Regions from separate parts of the Homo sapiens genome. Here region 2 is linked to region 1. Evidence: chromatin loops called from intact Hi-C (ENCODE). Cell type or tissue: endothelial cell of umbilical vein. All regions are shown on one strand. Region 1 has its middle 1.4 kb from the start of NPAS2. Region 2 has its middle 53 kb from the start of NPAS2.

The links. A loop is a pair of places that touch in the nucleus more often than their neighbours do. Peaks named below come from ENCODE experiments on the same cell type or tissue, not always from the same donor. Only the 100,000 strongest peaks of a DNase experiment are listed, where the experiment ranks them.
Region 2: it touches region 1 in a loop (3-fold over the local background); 22 of 110 quality-filtered maps call a loop at or near these places.

What each region holds. Positions count from the first base shown.
Region 1 is chr2:100,817,535-100,820,034 of GRCh38, forward strand. It overlaps a transcript of NPAS2 not described here. Among named protein-coding and RNA genes, the nearest start is that of NPAS2, 1.4 kb to the right of the region's middle. In endothelial cell of umbilical vein, CTCF peaks have their summits at 1,149 (motif pointing left) and 1,355; DNase peaks (open chromatin) are centred at 977, 1,187 and 1,657; H3K4me3 peaks cover 1,559 bases; H3K27ac peaks cover 1,449 bases.
Region 2 is chr2:100,766,101-100,768,600 of GRCh38, forward strand. No RefSeq gene overlaps it. Among named protein-coding and RNA genes, the nearest start is that of NPAS2, 53 kb to the right of the region's middle. In endothelial cell of umbilical vein, no CTCF peak of the experiment used is centred here; a DNase peak (open chromatin) is centred at 1,381; H3K27ac peaks cover 1,755 bases.

The sequences.
Region 1 (2,500 bases):
CTTAATGTTCCCTTGATCCCTCACAGGCCAAGCCCAGCCTGACTCATGGCAAGCCTTCAACAGATGTCAGTAAAAGGAACTCAACCGTCAAATGCATAGAATGAACATGGGGTCAACTCTCCTCCGTAGCTCTCTTCCGCATGTGGGGGAAAGGGCCTAGTCTAACTGGCTTCTGTGATGCAGAATCCACTCTGCCTTATGGTCAGATAGGATATGTGGCCTATCTTAGAGGTATCCTTCCCATCTGGGTGAGATTAACATTAGGACACGGGATGGAGTTTGGAATAAATACGACAACCACATACACGTCATCTCCAGGACTAAAAAGGCAGAAACCACATTTAGTAGGGGCATCTACTGGACAACAGAGAAAAAGAGACCACAGCAAAAACACTTTTTGTACTGCAGAATTATTTGATGAGTTACTACTACAGGACATTCCAGGTTTCCTAAAAGAAAATTTAATGATTGTTCAACAAGTTCCCAAAAGGGAGTAGGAAAAGGGAGTTGGAATCTCTTCCAAAGCAAAAAAGGAAGGGAGGTGACTTTAAATAATGCTTTAAAACCGGTTAGAAGTACACAATTTCATCCTTTAGTAATATTAGTCATGGCCACGCTCTAAAGGCGGGGTGAAACCTACTTGCCTGGAGGAAAAGGACGGGGTAGAAAAACAAAGCAAAATAAAATCCATCAAACAAAAGTTTCTTCTTTTGGAAAGGGAGGGACTTCAAAATCATGACAGGCCAAATGCCTCCTCCTCTTTCTTGAAAAGCCCTCCAAGTCAGAAGCAAGCCTGAGAATAACAGCTGCTCTTAGGATGCTCAAAGCTCCTTGCAGCTGATTATTTTTCAGGAGGAGAATTAGACACAAATAATACAAGTGGGAAATAAAGAGAATGACCTACTTTACAGGGGGGGTAAAAAGGAGCTCTGTGTGAGCGTTTTGATCTAATTGACGGTGTGGGGTTGCATGCCCAAATAAGGCGCTGCTGGTCGGATCTGCGAGGGAGAGGGCACGTCTCAAACTCGAGGGAGAGGACGAGACAGCGAGAGGAACAGCGTCCGGGGCGACCCCCAGTCCACCGCGGGGGCCTGGCGCGCTTGGGGCAAAGGCCCTAGGAGACCCCTTCTGGCCACAAAATCGAGTATGACAGAAAAGGGCCAGCGGGGGCGCTTTCCTTCCAGGGCCACTTGCCGGAATGTAAGAGGGACGGAGAGACGTCCGGAAAAGGCTGCCACGCTCGGAGCGCTGCGCCAGGCCAGGCACCTAGGCCAGGGGAGCGGAGACCTCGTGGGAGCGGGCAGGGGGACCTTTCCCCTCTCCCGGGCTTCCACCCAGGCGCCTCCCCGCTGTGAACGCCGCCGCCCAGGTGAAGGGGAAACCGGCCACGTTTCCGGACCTCGGCGGGGCACACGGTCTCCGGTTTTCACCGGCTCTGTCTTGGAGCCCCGAAGGGCATCAGACAGCAGCCCCGGCACCCGGGGATTATTCCTGTACCTCTGCCTCCCTCCGCTTGGCGTTTGCGGGAACCTTGGTAAAATCCTCCCTGTTTCTCGCGCGCGCCTCTCTCTCCAGCTTCTTTTTCTTGGATTCTCGCCTGTCTCCTCCCACAGAGGAAAAAAAAAAAAAGGTCACGTATGTTTGGAAAAATATGTAGGTCAGTGGAACATTTCCTGCACTGGTGCAAAAGGAGAGGAGGGCAGCGGAGGAGGGGAGGGAGAGGCAGAGTGGAGCTCCAAGTGCCCGCTCCTGGCCGCAGCCCCACACCCCACGTGCCCCTGCCGGGGAGGGGGGCAATTAGCCGGTTCCTTTCCATCCTTGACCCATTTTCCGGACCAGCTACGTTCGCCTTAGGACAGGCACTGGTTATTCCTCCCCAGCAGTCGCTGCTGTCCTCCGCCGACCACCGCTCGCCCGCATCTTCCCCGACCCCCGCCTCCCACCTGCCCCCGGGCCGCACCCCCGCCGCTCATTGAGAAATCGCAGTGGTCCCCGCAGAGACGCGCTTTGTGCCCTGGGTCGAGACCTGCGCGCAACCCTGCCCCTGGAGGACAGTGTGGAGGGGGTGACAGTCGCGTGCTCGTCCCCCTTCATCCCCTGCGCGGGACAGCAGGGTGGCGGCCCGCACTGCGAGGGTCTACACTAGGCGGGGGCGGCAGATTCCTTGTTCCCCCCGAGTGACAACTTTAATGGGACCTCGGCTGGCAGCCTCTAGTCCACTTGCCTCTCCTCTGGGCCGGCTCACCTGGAAGCACAACCCCCCCCTCCCCCAGCCCCGGCGCCCAACCCCGACCCTGCGCCCCAGGCCCGACCCCGCCGCGCGTCCCTGGCAGCCCAGCAGAGGCTGCGGCGGCCTGGGGACTCGCGGGTGTCTGCGCCGCCCAGGGAAGCCGGGGGTCTAGGGGGCCGGGGGTCCGTCTGCCTGCGGCGCGCGCGGGGTGCTTGTCCCAGGCTGGGTCGGGGCCAGGAGAGACCCCGCAGGCGGAGGCAGGCGAGGGGA
Region 2 (2,500 bases), 51 kb before region 1:
GACCTGGTTATAATTTTCTCCTTCTTAAAAACCTTTGGTGAGTCCCCATTGCCTACAGAATAAAATTTGAGGTCCTGAGCAGAACAGGTAAGGAATATCTGCTCTTCTGGACACAAGAAGCTTTGCCTCTCCCTGTGCTATTCGCATTCACCCATTGGCTCTAGTCTGGGCTTCTCAATTTTTCCCCCTCCACATTTGCTCATGACCTTCCTCAACCTGGAATGCCCAGCCTCTATCTCCGTGGCGGATTGCTAAGCCCTGCTCAGGGGCTGTCGTCTTTGGGAGGCCACCCTCTTTCCCTTGAGTCTAGCATACATAAACTACTCCCTGCCCAACGCATTGTGCAAATCAGCTTTAGGATGCCTACCCTCTCATGCTTGGAGAGTAATTATCCATGAAGAGTTCCTCCCTGACTGCACTGGAGGCCCATCGAGAACAGGACTCTGCTTCCTACATCTCTGTTTGCTCAGCACCTGGCTCAGAATAAGGGCCACCAATGAGCGACATTGAAACCCTGAGAAAAAGGAATCCTGGTTAAAGAAGGAAAGGAAGACACAAGGGAGAGAAAGACCTTGGATATCCTGCAAGTACAAGAATAGATTTCTAAGTCCTTAACAGGTTAGGTGCAAAAATGTTTTGAGATTGGACTGACTCCACATTGATTCCATCAGTGAATCATTACCACACAATTATTACTGCAGGGAATCCTATCCTCACAGTAGGACTGGGCACTGGCCTTTGCTGTCCCTAGAATAGAAATGTCTGGGTCCTCTCACTCCTCATCACAACCTACTCCCTGGGGACTCAAAGCTGCAGGCCCTCCAGAAGGTCTCTGCTTCCCCTGGGCAGTCCCAGATACTCCTGCATATTGTGGAAAGCACCTCTGCTCAGATGCAAGAATTACCATACAGGCAGCAGCCTTCGTTTAGAACATGGTCATTCATCACTGACTTGATCCTGGGAATGGAAAGCAAGCCAAGACTTTTCAGGGTGGCTCTTGTTGTTGTCTTAAACCTTTCCCGTAATAACTAGCTACCCTGTCCTTTGAAAGCCTACATGCCCCACGGTTTAACTTTCACTGATTTCCATTGGTGACAAGGTATAATCTGTCTTCCTATTTTAAAGAAATGAAAGGCAGTTGTAGACTCTTGGAAAACATCCTACAGAGACAATGGAAGAAGCCAGTGCATTCCAGTACTTTGACTTATCCTTTCATCCATCAGATTCCTAGGCATCTGCTATTTGTCAGACATGTGTGCTGGGTGCTAGAGATGCTGGAATAAATAAGACTCTGCAGAGCCTCACTGCACTTCCTTCCTGGAAGTTTTACAAAGGGGTTAATGAGCTCTGCTTACCCTATAAAATCAAATCCACGGGACTGCAGAGCAAGTGAGTCATAATATTTGTGGAATAAATGAATGTAGCATGACAGTCCCTGGATATGACTTGCCAACAATTACAGAGGGAAGAAGGTGACCCTTTAAATGCCAGTTGGATGACAAGCTCTGTAGAATTTCCTTAGTATAGGCTCAATAGAATTCTGAGCCTTGGCAGAGGATGGTCAGTATTCAACATATGGATTTTAGTATCAGATCTCCACACACAAGGTCTGTATGATCTTTGTTATAAGAAGAAGGACTATATGATCTTTGTATAGCCAAATACAAGCGCTTTATGATCTTTGTTATAAGAACAAGCTCTTGTTTGCATTTGAATGATTATTTGTAGTTTCATAGCACTTTAAAATGTCATATTCTACCTGATAAAGCTGTGGGCTATGTGTTTTGATTTTCGTTTTGTAGCTGAAGAAACTAAGACTCAGAAAGTTTAAATAGACAGTGAGTAGTAGGTGAGGCAATGGAGCCTAAACTCCCTTCCTGTGTGTCAGTAAACATGGCCTTGTGAATTCACCGGGAGCCTCAGGGCTCATGAATGGGCTGAGGTGCCATAACCATTGTCCTGGGCGCAAGCTGCTTGACAGGTTGCTATACAGTGGATGTTTTCTCTCTTCTTTTTAAAGTTTGAAAGCAATACTTTAAAAGATAATCAAAATGAGCCCTTATAATTCCATAGCACCTCCCTTCTCCATTGCTAGTCACTGGGTGCTAGAAGCCAGGGGAGAATAAAAAGGAAATATTAAACAGTGAAGTAGCAATCAAAGCTTCAGCTGGGTTCCTTTAGAGGAGAGAGCTTCAGAAGGGGCCAAAGTCTGGGCCCCAGAACTTCCTGGTGGCAGAGAAATGGGCAGGCGGCCTTTCAGCTGATATCTCAGACCACAGACTCAAGGGACAATTCAGGCAGCTCCCCCAGTAAGCCAGCCACAGGCAAAGCAGAGGCCAATAACCCTGCACCTGGCTTCCTGGTCCTTCTCTCCCGAATGGCAGTCTGTTCTTTGGCTTCTGACGTTACCCAAATTGAATACACTGCTCCAGAATCTAAACTCTGGCTGACTTCTTTGCACAGGGTAGAGGATCCTCCATCACAATGCTCAGGGAGGACC